Linked DNA regions of Homo sapiens: region 1 is linked to region 2. A link is a contact called in ENCODE Hi-C or POLR2A ChIA-PET data. All regions are on one chromosome and are shown on one strand. Each heading gives the region's core, a stretch centred on a gene start or an enhancer-like site at or near the end of the contact. The rest is flanking DNA. Distances are from core to core; before and after follow the strand shown.

Region 1 (2,700 bases), core at 162-2,661, 270 kb after region 2:
CTGTGACATGGCAATTGTGTGGGTGAGCAAAGATGGTGGCCTGGCCAGTGCAGTGGCTATGGGGTGGAGAGGAGAGAACAGGATCAAGAGGCATTTAGAAGGTAGAACTGATGGGTGTCTGGATTGATCTGGGGAAGAAAGAGAGAGGAATTAGATATGAGGCTGAGATTTCCAGCTGAGGTCTCTGGGGAAGAATGGTGCCATAAACACGCAGAGAGAGAAGACAGAGAGGGGAACCAATCTTTGGAATAAGAGGATGAGATTTTGGCCACTGGTACCCAGAGGCCCTTCTTCAGAGAATGATGCAATGAGACCGAGGTGAATATTTTCTCTGAGCACTGAAGTTTCAGATCAAATAAGCAACAGATTTCTGCTCTGTGAAAGCCCTGTAGTCGAAAGGCAGTACATTGCAAATTTCAAAGAATAAGGCACTATCCTCTACTTTTGAGAGAAAGAAATGGAAGTCACACGCCAAAAAGTTGAAGTCTCTCCTAGACTCAGATGTCCTCAGTCTTCATCACTCTCTCTGGGTCTGATGGTCAGGAGGCCTAATGCTCAAGCTGTAAGGCGAGGCTCCTTAGAACCACTTGAGTCACCTGTCCGAAGCTGAATTGCATGATGGCTTCATTCAGAGCCACCCAAATCATTCTGGCCAATCACGGGCAACTGTGGATGGTTCAATGGCACCTTCCTTTCAGAGAATAGAAGTCCCAGGAGGGCAGGGGTCTTTGTCTGATTTGTTCACTGAAGAATCCCAGGTGTCTAATAGGCTGCTGGTATATAGTAGATGCTAAATAAATACTGGTTAAATAAATGAAGGATTGCAATGGGTTTGGGGGAAGTCTGAGGCCAGGGTTAGGGGTCACACCAAGGTCAGGTTTTTAAAGTATAGGATCCCATTTTTGGTACTGAAACGTGGTTGGGGTATTTAGGGGTCTGCCTATTGGGACAAAGGTTTCTTGGAGGACATCGCACACCTCTCAACCTGAGGACTCCTTATGGGCTCAGGGGAGCAGCTACTGGCTGAGATTTTTAAAGCAGGGTCTCAGTCAGTGAAAGCCTGGCTTGCTTTCCCTGAAGAGAGCTATGCGCGTGCCTGGCCATGGGGCTCACAGCTGCCCCCTGGTGGTCAGCCACAGCCCCCTGCCAACCCTTGGGCGTGGTATTTTTCCAGCCTTAAGTCAGGCAGCAACGGCACATCCTAACGCAGGGTCCGTCTGGTTCCCGGGCCCCAGGTGGCGAGGGAACAGGAATGAGGGCTCTCCGGCACTCTCCGCTTTGCCCTTGGCCTCCTTTTTTCATCAGGGAAGACTCAGGGGAGGGCCTGCGCTGTGCCTCTCTTCAGCATCTGTGAAGATTCTGCCAGCTCCCCAGCCCCGTGCTCTCCGAGGGCATTTTTGTGCACGCAGGGCAGATTCCGGATTCCAAGAACATCAGTCATGGAATGACCTCTCTCCGGCCCCTTGGTGTGACCTCACTGTCTTGCCTCCTCCACCTGCACGTTCTTTGCCAGCCTGTAGGTCCTATCGTGGGGACTCCTCCCTGACCTCTGCCAATTTGAAGTGGGAACTCAGATGAGTGCCTCTGACTTTTTTTTTTTTTTTTTTTGAGACGGAGTCTCGCTCTGTCGCCCAGGCTGGAGTGCAGTGGCGCGATCTCGGCTCACTGCAAGCTCCGCCTCCTGGGTTCACGCCATTCTCCTGCCTCAGTCTCCCGAGTAGCTGGGACTACAGGCGCCCGCCACCACGCCCGGCTAATTTTTTTGTATTTTTAGTAGATACAGGGTTTCACCGTGTTAACCAGGATGGTTTTGATCTCCTGACCTCGTGATCCGCCCGCCTCGGCCTCCCAAAGTGCTGGGATTACAGGCGTGAGCCACCGCGCCCGACCGAGTGCCTCTGACTCTCACAAGGGCTCGTGTCTTCAGTTCCAGGCAGGCCCTGGAAGGGCATGGGGCAACATCTGGGGCGCCCCCACGGCTGCCTCTCTCTCCCCCCACGGCCCTGTGCCCCTCAGCAAAGCTTCTTCAGAACAGCTCTTTGGACAGCAGCTCTCAGGGCATCTGTAGCTGGTGCCAGCCTACACCCCCCATGCAGCTATCATGGACAGCGAGGGCATAGGCTCTGGCCATAGGACCCCACAACCAGCACCACCATGTTCTGAGTTAATGGTGGGAATTTATCTCCCAGCATGATCTGACATGGTCTGACAGCAAGCCCATGACATTCTGCCTCCATGGTGTGGACACCTGAGGCAGATGGGTTGTATGTGGGTGGGGAGATAGCCCCTTTCATCGCAGGCAGGAGGAACATGCTTAGGGTACTACGCTGTAGGGTCAGGTCTTTATGCTTCTCATCATGCAGAGCAGGCTTAGGGGCTGTGTCTGCAGCCCCTCCCTGATTCCCAGGGATGAAGAGATGGGGTAGGCTCTCCGCAGCTCTGGGGAAGTTTTATTCCCTCTTCTCCCCCTCTCTCTGCACTTCCTTCCCTCTCTTGTGTTCCATCTTAGTCCATTTCTGCTGCTATAACTGAATACCACAGACTGGGTAAGTTATAAAGAAAATAATGTATTTGGCTCACGGTTCTGGAAGCTGGCAAGGCCAAGAGCATGACGCTGGTGTCTGACTGATGAAGACTTCATGCTGCTTTATCCCATGGTGGAAGATATCACATGGTGAGGAAGCACATGTGTGAGACAGA
Region 2 (2,700 bases), core at 120-2,619:
GGCCAGGCGTGGAGACTCACGCCTGTAATCCTAGCAATTTGTGGGGGAGAAGCGGGAGGATCACTTGAGCCCAGAGTTCAAGACCAGCCTGGGCAATACAGTGAGACGCTAACTCTACAAAAAAATTTAAAGTAGCTGGATGTGTTGCCTGCCTATAGTCCCAGCTACTTGGGGGGCTGAGGTAGGAGCATTGCTGATGGGAGCGGGCAGCGAGGCTGCAAAAAAAAAAAAAAAAAAAAAAAAAGCCGGGAAAGGGAATTCTAGGCTGGGGGAACAGTCAGTGGGGGAGGCTCCGAGGCACATTTGGGGGACAAGGCTGAAGCCATTCACATGCCAAGAGGTAAAGGAGGTGCAGCTTCATGGTCGCGGTGGGGGTGGTAGTGGTGGTGGTGGCTGGAGGAACACATGCAAGTCAGGCAGTGAGGCCCAGGCAGGCCTTGTGGGGCCCCCAAACACCAATGGGCCAAGCCTCCAAGTTGGGGCTTTTACGTAAGGCTCTATAGGGGTTAGCGCCAGAGTGCCCCTTTCAGGTTTAAGGTATAAACCTCTTCCCTGTTGTTTTGATGGCCTCCAGTCAAGAAGGGGGCTTGCTGGTCAGCCCTACTAAGCGTTCGCCCTGGGCGACACTCTACAAGGTTTTACTGGGGCCCAATGAAATTGACAGATCTGCCAGGGACACACACTGAGAGTCCAGAAGCAGCGTTCGAATCGTTCTGCGCCGAACCGAGTGACAGCATTAAACCGCTGCAGGAACCCACAAATTCAGAATCTGCGCAAAATACACATATTTGTATTTAAAATCCGCGCAAAATACCCATGTGCCTAAATACACATATTTCCCTCCAAAGTCATAATTTCCGGGGGTACAGCCCAGGAATGTACATTTGAACTGGTGCCCCAGTGATTCTCACGCATGTTGGCTAGATAAGAACTCAGCCGCAGCCCGTAGCTGCGCGGCCCGGCCTAGGTCCACCCGCCGCCCGTCCCGGAGCCTCCTAAGGCCGCAGGCGACGCGCCCCGCCCTCCGGGGACAACTAGGCCCCGGCCTTTTCCGCAGACTCCGCGCTCCGAGCCGCGGCGCCCCCTCGCGGCCGCCGGGGTCGGCAGCCTGGGGCTCCGCTGATCTAGGGCAACGAGCGGGGGACGCTTCGAGCCCGCAGCGAGAGTGACCAGCATGGTCCCTGCCGGCAGCTCGGGGCCGGAGGGTTTTGACTGCAAGGCCAGCCCACGCCGAGGGTCCAAGCATCGGGATATGCCGCCAGCACCTGGCTGCTGCAGCACCGCGCTGGACATGAGCGCTCCGCCCAACCCGACGGCGTCAGCTGGCGCGCGCGCCCGCGACCGACGTGCGCAGGCGCCCACGGGCCGCGCAGCCGCCATTGCTCTCCTGCCACGGAGGGGAGCGCTTGGTGGCAGTCCGCGGGCCCGGACGGAAGGCTGAGGCGACGCCTCGACGACAGCGGACCGGAGCTGCAGGGGCAACACATTCAGGGCGGGGTGCCCCATTTAGGCCTGGCTGACCGGAGTAAGAAACTACAACCCCCGAAGTGCCTTGCGCCTCAAGGTTACGGAGGCAGTGACGTAAGCTGTCTTGACCGCTACCATTTCTCTAGTAGAGGCGGGACGCGGCGGCGCGGAGTGATGACGCGCTCTGCTGGCGGCTGGAGGGTTGCGGAGGTCAGCAATTGGGTGCTGGGCTCCGGTTCTCGAAGTGCCTTTGCGAACCTGCTATTTTACCAGTTTAAACTGACGGTCTGTTTAGCCTTAGCTACAGATACCCACTGACTGTGTACCCGCCGCCTTTCAACCCCCGGGCCGGCCACTGAGCCAGCCAGATAACCATTACTATTATTTAGTTTCTATTTTGAAACAGTTTCAGGTAACTCCTGTATGCACTTGGATGAGATTCACAAGTTGTAACCTCATTTGCCCCATTTACCTTATTATTTCCTCTGTTTTTCTCTCTGCCTTTTTTCTTCCCTGGACCAAGTGAGTTAGTTGCAGATATGAAATCCTGTTTCCTCTATATTTAGAGGCCCATCCGTGTTTATTTTCTAAAAACAAGGACGAGCTCCTGCATTCAAAATCGGGTAACATTGGTCAAGACTTTTTCTGACCCATAGTCCATATTGAAATGTTTTTAAAGTTTTTATTAGTGTCCTAATAATGCCCTTTATGGAAATTATCCTTTTGTTTTTCTTTCTTTTTTTTTGAGACAAGAGTTTCCCTCTGTCGCCCAGGCTGAAGTGCAGTGGTGCGATCTCGGCTCACTGCAGCCTCCCCTCCCGGGTTCAAGCGATTCTGTGGCTTCAGCCTCTCAAGTAGCTGGGGTTACAACCATGCGCCACCATGCCCGGCTAATTTATTTTTAGTAGAGATGAGGTTTCACCATGTTGGCAGGCTGGTCTGGAACTCCTGACCTCAAGTGATCCGCCCACCTAGACCTCCCAAGGTGCTGGGATTACAGGCGTGAGTCACCACACCTGGCCCAAATTACCCTTTTCTTGGTCCAGGACCCGATCCAGGAGTACACGTCGCATTCAGCTATCTGGTCTCTTCAGTCTCCTTCGGTCTGGAGCAGCTCCTCAGGTTTTCCATGACCGCATGACCTTGACGCTTTTGAAGATACCTGTTGTTTTGTAGAACTAGGTTTAGGGTGGTCTGAGATTTTTTTTGTTTGTTTGTTTGTTTTTCTTTTTT

What was found. Hi-C counts contacts between places; a loop is a spot of excess contacts on that map. ChIA-PET counts read pairs that join two places held with the same protein, here RNA polymerase II (POLR2A). Pooled maps may share reads with other maps.
Region 1: a map of naive thymus-derived CD4-positive, alpha-beta T cell shows a loop between it and region 2 (7-fold over the local background). The contact joins the enhancer-like site here to the promoter of AP5S1 in region 2. A Hi-C loop is called at or near these places in 3 of 168 maps with a recorded cell type or tissue (CD4-positive, alpha-beta memory T cell, ascending aorta and naive thymus-derived CD4-positive, alpha-beta T cell), 6 of 37 single-sample maps with no recorded cell type and 15 of 50 pooled maps. POLR2A ChIA-PET finds 5 or more read pairs at or near these places in 16 of 52 experiments (A549, CD4-positive, alpha-beta T cell, CD4-positive, alpha-beta memory T cell and 11 more).

What each region holds. Positions count from the first base shown.
Region 1 is chr20:4,084,305-4,087,004 of GRCh38, forward strand. No RefSeq gene overlaps it. Among named protein-coding and RNA genes, the nearest start is that of SMOX, 63 kb to the right of the region's middle. Within about 2 kb of position 1,412, at least 12 of the 41 ENCODE cell types and tissues checked have a DNase peak (open chromatin) inside an H3K27ac peak, as active enhancers do; they include ascending aorta, where a contact is called at or near this core.
Region 2 is chr20:3,819,178-3,821,877 of GRCh38, forward strand. AP5S1 (adaptor related protein complex 5 subunit sigma 1) reads left to right here and starts at 1,370. Exons shown (of 3, transcript NM_018347.3): 1 at 1,370-1,581. RefSeq lists a silencer at 894-1,173 and enhancers at 1,170-1,873, 1,414-1,753.